2 separate regions of the Homo sapiens genome follow, and region 2 is linked to region 1. A link is a contact called in ENCODE Hi-C or POLR2A ChIA-PET data. All regions are on one chromosome and are shown on one strand. Each heading gives the region's core, a stretch centred on a gene start or an enhancer-like site at or near the end of the contact. The rest is flanking DNA. Distances are from core to core; before and after follow the strand shown.

The links. A loop is a pair of places that touch in the nucleus more often than their neighbours do. ChIA-PET counts read pairs that join two places held with the same protein, here RNA polymerase II (POLR2A). Pooled maps may share reads with other maps.
Region 2: a loop to region 1 is called in a map of PC-9, with 7 times the contacts of the local background. The contact joins two enhancer-like sites. A Hi-C loop is called at or near these places in 9 of 168 maps with a recorded cell type or tissue (Calu3, PC-3, PC-9 and 6 more) and 6 of 50 pooled maps. POLR2A ChIA-PET finds 5 or more read pairs at or near these places in 4 of 52 experiments (H1, MCF 10A, PC-9 and 1 more).

The regions. Positions count from the first base shown.
Region 1 is chr6:108,687,620-108,693,743 of GRCh38, reverse strand. No RefSeq gene overlaps it. Among named protein-coding and RNA genes, the nearest start is that of LINC00222, 61 kb to the left of the region's middle. Within about 2 kb of position 3,788, at least 22 of the 41 ENCODE cell types and tissues checked have a DNase peak (open chromatin) inside an H3K27ac peak, as active enhancers do; they include PC-9, where a contact is called at or near this core.
Region 2 is chr6:108,729,976-108,736,099 of GRCh38, reverse strand. No RefSeq gene overlaps it. Among named protein-coding and RNA genes, the nearest start is that of LINC00222, 19 kb to the left of the region's middle. RefSeq lists enhancers at 2,730-3,521, 3,522-4,314, 4,649-5,576. Within about 2 kb of position 3,424, at least 3 of the 41 ENCODE cell types and tissues checked have a DNase peak (open chromatin) inside an H3K27ac peak, as active enhancers do; they include PC-9, where a contact is called at or near this core.

The sequences.
Region 1 (6,124 bases), core at 2,539-5,038:
AGAACATGACAGAGATGACAGAGATCCTTTGGGCCTGGGACTGTTTACAATTTACAGACACTCTGAGCCCCCTGATGCATGAGTCTTGCTCAACAGCTGTCTAAGTACTGGAGTGTAAATGAACAAGGAACAAATGGCAGAGGGAGGTCAGCAAAGCTGTGAGGACAATGCATGAGCTGTGCACCTGCTCCAACCCTCTCCCAACTCTGAGAGTGCCCCTCAGCCAAGGGCTCCCACCCAAGCCCAGGCCTGGATCTCAGGGCATCTTCCACATCCAGTGCATGAATCCAGCCTGGTTTGAAAGGACAGAGTAGGCCGGGCACAGTGGCTCACGCCTGTAATCCCAGCACTTTGGGAGGCCGAGGTGGGCAGATCACCTGAGGTCAGGAGTTCGAGACCAGCCTGGCCAACATGGTGAAACCCCATCTCTACTAAAAATACAAAAATTAGCCAGGCGTGGTGGCGGGCACCTATAGTCCCAGCTACTCAGGAGACTGAGGCAGGAGAATCGCTTGAAGCTGGGAGGTGGAGGTTGCAGTGAGCCGAGATTGCACCACTGCCCTCCAGCCTGGGGGACAAGAGTGAGACTCCATCTCAAAAAATAAAATAAAATAAAATAAAATAAAGAGAAACGACAGAGTAGTTTTCTTTTGCTGCTGTAACACATCACCACAAACTTAGAGGCTTAAAACCAGCAAACATTTATAATCTTACAACTCTAGAGGTCAGAAGCCCAGAATGGGTCTTGCTGGGCTAAAATTAGGTATCTGATGTTGGTGGGCTGTGTTCCTTCTGGAGGCTCCAGGCGTTCTAGGCTCTGTGTTCCTTCTGGAGGCTCACCTAGGGGATCACACGGGAGCATGCCCTGGAAGTATCTAGTAGCGTCTGTGCCACAGATACTTCCGGGGCATGCTCCCGTGTGATCCCCTAGGTGAGCAGCCGTTTCCTTGCATTTTCCCCCTTCTAGAGGCCGCCCTCCCTCCATGACGTGTGGCCCTCCCTCCGTCTTCAAGGCCGGCAGTGGCTGTTTGAGCTTCTGTGACCATGCCATGTCTCTGGTTCTGACTCTTCTGCCTCCCTCTCCCCCATCTAAGGACCTCTGTGATTACACCGGGCCCACCTACATAATCTCCTTATTTTTCACAAGTGTCTGTTGATTAGCAATTTCAACTCCTCCTTGCTATGCAGCCCAACACATTCACAGGCTCCGGGGACTAGGATATGGACATCCTTGCAGGGTGGGGGCATTATTCTGCCTACACGGGGGATATTCTCAAATGGATGGGCATTTTTACCTTTGACCCTCAGGGATTCCAAAACTTGAGTGTACTTCAGAATCATGGGAGACAGTGTTTGAAAAGGCAGAATTTTAGGCCCTGTCAGATTCAGACTCAGTACTTCTAGGATGGGCCCAAGGAATCTGAATTTTTAACAAGCTCCCTCAGGCTTTCCTGATACACATGATCTAAAGACCACATTTTGAAAAATCTGCTTTCCTTTGGCTTTGGATAGGGCATAGTGGCTACATTTTAGAAACCTAATTACAAAATCTATGGTCTATAATTTATTGAGCAATTCCAATGTCCTAATAAATATAGCTAAGCTTATCAAGCACTTGCTATGTGCCAGATTCTGCCTCAAGGGCTGTCCATGCATCATCTCACTTAATCCTCTCAATAACACAACAAGGTAGGGTTATTATTGTCCCTATTTTGCAGATAAGAAAACAGAAACTCAAGGGGTTAGGTAACTTACCTGCGGTTGCACAGGCAAAGTCAGAAAGAAGCCTATCCATCACCTTCCTTTTCTTTTTCTAAAGCTTGAGTTTAACCATTAATTCTAGCACAGTGCTGGCACACAGTAGACCCTCAATAAATACATGTTGAATTACAGGGTGAATAAACAGATAGGGGCTTTGCATGCACTAATTCTAATCCTCAAGGGAGATACTATCATTATCCTCTATGAAACATCAAGGACCCCGAAACTCAGAGAGATAAGACCCTATAACTACGTCTTAGCATATGTCTAAAGTCCATATGCTTCTTACCATATCAGGGGGGCTACAAGCCACAATCCACATGCCCTCTCAAAAGATTGCTTTTTCACTGTGCATTTATACTATACAAAAAACTTCAATTGCTTTGAGTTCTGCACTTAACAACTGGCTTCCATCAAAAAGAACCTAATTGTACTAAATCAGGCCAAGTGGTGGCTCCACCACTCAGGGAAGATGTTTTTACTCCCCCAGAGGTGGAGCAAGCCCTGGGCATGGCCAAGCTGAGGAGGGGTGGCTTGAACCTTTACACTCAGGGAGGCACAAGCATAGCAATTAAGCTTCAGACCACCCTGGTAGGTTCTTAATTAAACTCTTATCCAAACACCTGGGAGGGCCACAACAGTGCCCTGGGCAGGAGGGGTTTGCTGTGGAAATGCCATCTGCACTGATCAAGAGACGGCAACATCAGAGGCCTCCTCTCCTCTCCCCTCCCCTCCCCTCCCCTCCCCTCCTCTCTCTCTCTCTCTCTCTCTCTCTCTCTCTCTCTCGCTCTCACACACACACATACACACACCCCAGGGGACAGTTTCCCTGCCTCACACAGGTGGATTCCAGGCTGTCACTACTTCCTGCCCCCTTCAAACTAGCAGCAAATCACTCTGGCCTCCTGTCTTCATCAGAAAGACCTTCCAGCTGGGCCACCACAGGCCCCTGTATCATTTCACTTCTTTAGGAAGAAACTGGAGAGACTCAATGTAACACCAGCGGGTTCTAGCGCAAACATCTGTGTAGGGTGCACCACCTCCTCTGAAATGCTGTTTTCTCTCCAATCCCTTGCCACACCCATCCTCCCCACTCCTCCTCCATCTCCAAGTCCTCTTCCTCTTTTCCATCCTTTCCCCTTTCTCCATTTCTTTCCCTATCCTATCAGATGCATCCTCTACCCTAACTCTCCCAACAGGGTTCCATGGCCATAAGTGTCAGCTTTGGAGGCCTGGGGCAGGCTGAAGGGCAGGTTACAGCAAGTAACAATGAACCTTTGAGTCCACTTTGGATCCGAGTTTCCCCTCTGGAAAATGAATATATTCACATTTGCCAACTTACTGACTCAAAGCAGTGTCTGTGGTTCTGTTTCTGTTTCTTGCTTTGTAGTTCGTAAAGTGTGTGCTCCCTTTCTGGGCTCATGCATCATGACCCCTTAAAAAGTATGGAATGTTCATGAAGTGGACCAGGGAGAGGGAAATGACTCACTCAAGGACACACAGCTTTCAGTGGCAGAGTCAGGACTAGAAACAAGTCTTCCCACCCTCTCTTGCCGTTTGAGTTCTTGGTGTTCATGACAGTGATTCTACAGGACATAGAATGGAAGCAGCTGACCATGAGCACGGTTGCTGTCAACAGGTCCTGAAGAACATCAAGGAAAATAGTAAGAGCAGAAAAACCTTACAAGTTGGTTACCTTTCATTTTTTTAATTACTTTGCAATCTAATTATACTGATGAGGTTCATTAATGTCAGATTAATTTTGTATGTTTTACAAGACTAAAAAAAAAAACAACCCATGGAGTGTGGGCCAATGAGATGTGTTTAAAGAGAAGAGGACGTTGATGAAGGGCTTGCTCCTGACCTGCTTGAAGTATGCTACAGATACTTCCGGGGCGTGTTCTCATGGGAGCCTCCCAACCCTGCAAGACAGGCAGCCCTGTTTCCATTTCATAAACGAGAAGACAGAGGCCCAGAGAAGGCAACTGACTCACATGTCACCATTCTACTAATGCACTGCAGGGCTGGGTTCAAATTGAGGTCTGTCCCATTCCCAAGTTGAGTCTCCTTTCCCCGCTCCATGGCACTGCTCCCCACAGAGACGTAAAGAGTGTCTTCTGTGACATAGCTTCCTCTTCTGTAACAGTCTGCCTTCTGGCTTCTGTGTGCACTAATGAGAGTGAGCCCTCCAACCAGGTGTCAACCTGCACAGTGGGGCAGTGGGCGGGTGGCGTGAGCGCTTCTCCTTTGGAGAAGCAAGTTCTCCCACTTGGGAGGAGGAGCCAATCAGACCCTTGAGGCCCCCCACTATAGGAACAGCTCTGCTCTGAAAGCTGGCACAGGCTCACCCAGGGGCACCCGAGGGCCAGGGCCTGGCACAGGAGGAGGGCTGCTCTCCCATGCCCGGCTGGGCTGTCCTCCAGCAGGTTGTGCAATCTCGCTATGAATAGGTCTGGGTGTGTGGTTTGGGGCCAAGAAGACCAGACTTGTTTCCTTCGGGGTGACAGCTCCCCTCTGGAATTGTGGGAGGTGAAGGAGCGCAGCTGTGAGGTCAGGCTTCTGACCCTGAAGCTGGGCGGTCCAAGCTGGTGGTGTGAGGGGTGGAGTCTGTGGCCAGACTGGATGGACAAGTTGTTGGCATGACTCTTCTGTGTGTGGAAATCACCTGAGGCCTTCTGCCTCCCCAAACCTCCTGAGCCTCCCTCCCATCCTCCACCCCTCCTTCTCAGCAGTTCAGGCCCTCCTTACCTTAGGAACAGGCTTAAAACAAAAAAGTTTGGAGGGAGAGAGGAAAAACAGATTTGCAATTTTATTTCATTTGCAAGGAAAAAGCCTGGTCTGATTCCTAAGCCTGGGCTCTTCATTAAAAAAAAATTTTTTTTAGACACCGGGTCTTGCTCTGTTGTCCAGGCTGGAGTGCAGCAGCGTGATCATAGCTCACTGTAAGTCCTGGCCTCAAGCTATCCTCCCACTGGGCCTCCCAAAGAGCTGGGATTACAAAGGTGAGCCACTGTGCTACAACTGCATTTTTAAAATATCAAAAATATGAGATTTTCCTACATGATTGGTGTGAGTGGTGAACTGGCACACTGGAGGACAATTTGGTCAACCTTGATCAAATGTATATACCCTTTGTGACAGATGCACCAAAATCTCAGAAATCACCACTAAAGAACTTCATGTAACCAAAAACCACCTGTTCCCCAAAAACGACTGAAATAAAGTTTTAAAAATGTATATACCCTTTGACCCAGCAATTCCATGTTTGGGCATTAATTCTACAAAGATTCTTGCACATGTATGAAATAACAAATGTATAAGGTTACTAGTTGTAGTGTGGCCGGTAATAGCAAACATCTGCAAACAATCCAATGTCCAGTATCTATCAACAGGGGACTACTGGTTAAATCAATTATGACAAATTAATACAATGGAATACTATGTAACTATAAAAAGAATGAGGAAGCTTTCTATGTATTAAAATCTCCTCCATCTTGGGGAAAATCATTTAAAAAGCAAGATGCCTGTGTATATACAGCGTGTATGATGTACATTTTGTGTAATAAGAGGGGAAAATAAGAATCTGTGTTTTTATTACTTGTAGGTACATAAGACATTCTGGAAGGAAACGTAAGGAATTCTGGGGTGGGAGGAACTAAGCAGATAAGAGGACAAAGATGGGAGGAAAACATTCCCAGTGTGTGTCTTTTCATGCTTTCTGGCTTTTGAATCGTGTGAATGCACTACCTTTCAAGATATTAATTTTAAAACAAAGTGCAACAAAATGAAAACAATTTTGTGACAAAATGCCATGACTCAATTGTCCTCCTACAATGGACATGTGTCATTTTGAGGGCATGTCCCAGCATGAGAACTCCCTTCCTACTTGGAGTTATCCACTGGGTGCACCTTAGTGGGAGGAAGAGTCCCTCCCTCCTCCCCTACTGAGGGGGCCATGTCTTCCTGATCCCTCACTGCTGGGGCTCAGGTGTAGCTCATACACTATCCAACTCTGGTGGCAATACCAAGGGCCTGAGTCCAGTAGTGAGGACCACAGAGTCCAGGACACAAGAATTATTTTTACATTTTACCTTTTAGCACTTCTCCCAGCCAGTTTTATACTACTACGTATTACTTGTATTTTGCTTTTATTCTTATATATCAACATACAAGGTTACAATATAAAAGCAATAATTACCCTTCTAAGCATGTGTCCAAAATGAGTGTTTTTTTACATATATGCATAGTTTTCATAATTATTGTTTTGATAGATGCATAATATTCCTTTCTTCTGATTAGGTACTTCCTATACTATGATATCCAAGATGTTGATAGGAGGAAGTTAAGGAAACCCAAGGTGATG
Region 2 (6,124 bases), core at 2,175-4,674, 43 kb before region 1:
AATTGGCCTCCGTGGAGCCGAACCCTCCTGCCAATGGGGACTGAGAGGCTGGTAATGCCTTGAGGATGGGGTAGGAGGAGCAGTGAGATAGAAGAGCAGAGTTACAGAATTGGTGGGGGAGACAGACAGCACTTGGAAAAAGGACAGATGAAACAATAAGGGCAAATGTGTCTGGAGCTTCCCAGTGTAGACAGGCTCCTGCTTGATCTCCTTTAAAAGCGGGAAGCACTCTGAGCACAGTTCCCATTTTACAGACAGTAAAAATGAGGCTCAGAAGCTAAATAAGCTGTCTAAAGTCACATGACTTGGAAATGCTAGAGCAGAGCCTACAGTCTGCCTTTATTTTTATTTTGTAATTTTTTTTCTTTTTTTCTTTAAGAGACAGAGTCTTGCTCTGTTACCCAAGCTGGAATGCAGTGGAGTGATCATAGCTCACTGCATCCTCCATCCTCCCACTCCTGGGCTCAAGTGATCCTCCTGTTTCAGCCTCCAGAGTAGCTGGGACTACAAGCTTGTACAACATCACCCATACAGACTGCCTTTAAATCCAATGCCCTTTCCACTGCACCAGGATGACTAAGTTCCTCCTGACTACCTGGCTGTAAAACTCCTGATACTGGTTGCCCTGGGGCAATGGTGTGACCAGGTCCCCATGACCCTTACCCTGCCACACTACCATTCAGGCCACAGAATGCTTTGTGGGGACATCTCTCTCTCTTCCTTTTTTTTTTTATACCGTTTTACTTTAATTTACTATTATGTTCTTTAGTTCCATTTATCAAAACTTTTCATCATATTCTTATAACTCAATTTCACTTTTGTAAGAGAAGTCACGGCAGCACTTGGGGGTTGGGGAAGGAGAGGCATCACGTACGGTGGGATTTGCCTTCTGCATCCCGGGGTATCCCAAGGTGATACCTTGGGATTTATTAGGATCTCAAGCCAGGGCAACATAGATACAGCAGCATTTCTGAAACTTAAGAAGTATGGCTGTCTGTTTAAAAAAACAAACAACAAAACCCCTCAAACCTCTTAGTATGGATTTAAATTATTTTCGCCATGTTTGTTTCTTGAATATGTCCAAATTAAATATAAGCTAGATATGACATTTAATAAAAACTCCTTAATCCTATGGCTCTCAGGTAAGTGTCTGGTTTTGCTGAAACTAAATTGCCAACACTGAATTAAGTGGTCAAGTTAGCATGAGTCTGCATCTGTTTCTGCACTGGACTTTAATAATGCCATTAGCAGAGGATGCCTTTGCACCCAGGTACATTGTGGAAGTTAGTAACTGCAGGGCTATTTTTCCTTCAGGGATGTCGTACTCATACTTAACCAAAGCTCTGCTAGGAGCAATCCTTGAGAGCCAGCTCTGGCTCCAGCCTTTGGAGACCTCTGCCTTTTCCACTTGAAGACAGAATTTGGGTCCTGTTGGCCAATTCTCGCTGCAAACTGTTAGATGAAAGTAAAGTAAAACGGGTCTGTGTGCGACACGTCTGCATACACGTGAATGAGGCCTTTGAGTCTGGCAGGCTTCCCTGCCACGTGCTCTCACTTCACTGGGGTAATGCCTTTGCATACACAAATGCAGCCATGTGCCCTGAAGAGCAGGCAGCATTCAGGTCTCCATAGCCACCTGGGTGATCTAGTAGAGGCTCATATAATTTTTTTGAATCATCTTTGCAGTAATCTCAGTACTGCCCAGACCTGTTGAGAAATAATGGTATAGAAGAGTCCTATCTTGGGTCAAAGTCCTTCGCCTGCTTTTTGATAACTCCATCACTCAACCACAAGTCATCTAATGTCCCTGCACTTCAATTTCTTTGTCTAAAAAATGGAAACAATAATGCTTGCTATTCTAATTTTATTGGATTGCTACAATGCAATAGTTCCCAAAATGTAGTTCCCAGGCCAGCATTACCAGCATCACCTGGAACTTGTTGAAAAGGCAAATTCTCAGGCCCTTCCAAACCTGCAGAATCAGAAACTCTGGGTGAGGCCCAGTAATCTGTGATTGCACAAGTCTCCAGGTGATTCCGATGCCCTCTAAAGTTTGAGAAGCACTGCTATAAAACAATGGGATAATGAATGCAAACAGTGTCTACAAACTGTAATGCCTACATCATCACTTTGAGAGCCACTGCTCTACGCAAGTGTTGGTTACTATCTTGTCACCCAGGTTTCCATTAAAATGCAAATACCCCCAGGGTGGGTGACACCTTAAGCTTTAACAGGTGTTGGTTATTCTCAACAAGCATAGCAGGTGGTTAGCTAAAAATAAACCCTTTCTAGAATAGAAAATTAGGAAGGTTAAGAGTTTCTGTAGGGTGAACAAGGGACAGAGAGAGAAAAAGGAAAGGAGCATGGAGTCACACAGACTTGCATTCATGTTCTAGTTCTGTGTTTACTAGCTACATGACCTTAAGCAAGTTACTTACAGGACATCGTAACCCTATGATGATGACCTCCATAGAGTTATTGGGAGGATTAAGTGGCACAACACGTGCAAAGCACGTAGTGCAACCCATGGTTCATATAGGTATTCAATAAGTGATGCCTATCATTAGCAGCAGGGTGTCCAGACTGCTTAAGACTACCACCTGGGACTCATCCTCACTCCCACGCCACTCACCATCCCTCCAGCCACCCTATCTATTATTATTATCATTATCACCATCAACATCATTGCCTCTTCTGCCAGAGCTTCCTGACCTTAGGCTTAAAACTGCCACCCTAAGATTAACCACTGAGGAAGGAAAGGGGAAAATTCCCAGAATGGCACAGCTGCCTCAAGGTACAGGCTGGCTCATGCTCTGGTCCCCAGAGGTGTCACTGGAGTGTGCCACATTTTGACACCTGAGAGATGGTAGGCAACCAGAGGGACAGGTTCTTCCTCTCCATCCATTCTTGGACTGAAAACCCCCAGAGGGTGGGCCCAAGGGAAGTGCTGGAGCAGAGAAGCCTCTGGAAGGCAGAGAGAGGAGGCACGTAGGGCCAGGACCAAGCCCTCACAGAGGTACAACAGGGCAACCCCTGCAGGGGCAAGGAGGGTAGCCTTTCCTCTAGGGACAGGTGACATGGGTAGAATGGAAACCTGGGCTCCAGTGAGAAGCTCCATTTCATTAGAATCGCATGCTCTAGAAGAGGGGGTGAGGCCAGAAGTCTTTCCTGAGAGGAGAAGCAGGTTCCACAGTGTAGACCTTTGGGGGCTGATCTGGAGGCCTCCCTGAGTACTGCTGCCTGCCTGCTAACTTCCTGGATCTGGAGGTGTGGCAGGCACGGCCTTAGGTGCGCAGAGTGGACAGGTGGATCCAGCCCCAGGCCCGCCCAGATGTTATCTCTCGGGTGGCTCCAGGTCCCTTTCTGTCCAGGGCAAGGCCTCTGAGATGGGTCATGCAGGCTTGGCCTTTCTTCCCTCAATGACTCAGGGCCGGCTGGCCAAGAGTCACCCTCAGCTACCCTCCCACTAATGAGAGGAGGCCGGATTCCTTTGGATTTAGTAAGGTCACTCCTTGAGGGTTGCCTTTTGTTACCCATCCACAGTGGGAATGCTTCCTTAATGAGCAGAGAGCCACACCCTTTCCCAGCGTCGGGGGTGGGGGTGGGGGGGGAGGGTAGGGTAGCCTTTTCAGGTGGCACATGAACAGGGCTGATTTCACAATGGCCAGCCCACAGGTGAGGCACCTAGGGCAGGCCTGCTTCGTCAGTCCTCCCCAGCTCTCCTATCCAGGTGGCTACTCCTCCAGACCCCACCTGCCCCAACAGCTGGAGGGCGAAGCTGCTGCAGGCATGGGAGGCAGAGGAATGGTGGAGGAGCTGGGGTGCTGGGCGTGCAGTAGTGCTTGACTGGAAACCGGACGAAGCTGCAGATGGGAGAGGCACTGCTTGAACACTCCTGCCGCATCCATCACTCCGGGCACCTCCTGCAGTGCACACGGTCTCACTTTGATTTTAATCCCACCAATAGCAGGAAGGAGGTATGAGCCTCATCTGCAGCTCAGGATGATTAGGGGACAAGTCTGGGGTCATGTGCTGGTAAGGGAAAGAATGTGGACTCAATCTCACGTGGCCTGGCTCCAAAACCCGTCCATTTGCTAATTTAGTTTAAACCACCGGTTTTTTAACTTAAAAATTTTGTTTCTGAACGTTGAAAATGAATATAAAATTCAATGTGCTTCTCTGTACTCTCTTAGCAACTTCCTGTGAATCTATAATTATTTCAAAATAAAAAGTTTAAAACAATCCTATGTGGAGCCTGAATGTATAAAATGTATCACTGAGATGCTGTGAGAGTCCAGGGCAGTGGTTTCTTTCTGGGGTGGTGTTGAAAGGCAGCAGTGAGGGGTGGCCCTGTTTCTGGATCTGGGCTGGTTCTGCAGATGTGTTCTGTTTGTAAAAGTTCATCGAGCTGTGCATTTGTGATTGGTGCACTTTTCTGTATAAATGTAAAACTTTAAAAGTTGAAAATATATCAAAATGGAGATGCTCTAGTTGAACAGGAAGAGGGGTTCGATGTGCTCAGCTTCTTCCCCCACACCCCTCCACTTAACCCTCTCAGGACCCCAGGGTTCTGGGAGCACGCTCTGGAGTCTGGGTTCTGATTTCTCTTATATAATACAGGTGGCTGGGTCAGAGGACCTCAGCTCTCCAGTCCCCGCCCCAAGTGTTCTATTGTCATTTCCCATTATTCAGTTACAAACCATAGCCCATTGACGGTGAAAACCACCATTCAAATGTCCAAAAAGAAGAACATTAATCCTGGGTGTGGAGGACCCCACACAGGTCGCTGTGTGTAAAAGAGACAGCAGGCTCTCGGTCTCCCACTTGGGCAGGGCAGCCTTATACTGAAAGAATAAACTTCAAGTGAAGAATTCCCAAAGACAACTCGGCAAGAAAAGGCTTTTATGCCTTGAAAGGAATTGAATCAGACTTATAATCACAGAGAGCTGGAAATCACATCCATTCAGCATGTTCTGCAAATGAAAGGCAACTGACAATGTAAAACAAACAAACAAAACTCACTCGCATTCTCAGTTGACATGTCCTGTTTTCACCTCATTTGGCTTCTTGGAAGATTTCTGGGTTGAATGTGCACTTTGGAGCAGCATGCCTGAGCCAGGTCGTTTTTCCCCTCCTGCTTGGAGGATGTGGCGAACATATTTTCCTTTCATTCGCCGAGTTAGTTTCTGGTGTTACCTGCCCACTACTGTACCTGGAGTCAGCAGTAGCTGCCAACCCATAGCTAAGGGCAGAAGTTAGCCCAGTGTGAGGTTAATTGGACCAAATTAAAGCCATTACGGTTTAACAGGCTCTCTATTGGAGGAATGCTTAAGTGGGCTCCCCCGGGACTTGGGAAATTTGGAAGTGAAGTGGTTTTTGCTATTTGCAGTAGCTGCATCTCCCGTTTTATTTGTCAAACTGCTACTCTGCAGACTGCTGTGGGGTGAAGTTGTTAGACAAAGGAGAATCTTTTCTTTCTTTCTTTCTTTTTTTTTTTTTTTTGAGACGGAGTGTCACTCAGGCTGGAGTGCAATGGCACAATCTCAGCTCACTGCACCCTCTGTCTCCTGGGTTCAAGTGATTCTCCTGCCTCAGCCTCCCGAGTACCTGGGATTACAGGTGCGCACCATCACACCTTGCTAATTTTTGTATTTGTTTATTAGTAGAGACAGTGTTTTGCCATATTGACCAGGCTGGTCTCGAACTTCTGACCTCAGGTGATCCACCCGTCTTGGTCTCCCAAAATGCTGGGATTACAGGCTCAAGCCACCACGCTCGGCCAGGAGAATCTTTTATATGATCCTGTTTCCAGAAGAGGCTATCCTCTGAGGAGTTTAGGAAATGATAGAGTGAATCAGACTAATAACCCCACTGAGGAGATGAGGCGAAAGAGGAATAAGGCATGCAAGGGTCAGGGTCTCCTGCTTGGTGACATAGCTTTTCTGGGAGGATCTTTTCAGTTCAATGCTACCCTACCTAATCCCAAGGAAAGCAGAGTTTTAGTTCACTGAATTTTCAGGCTGAGTAGAAAATTCCTTTTTGATACAGCACTTGTTGCTGGAGAGCCACGTACTCTGTGATGTCCTCTCAGGACCCTTTCCACCCTGGGGCTCCTCCTCTGCTG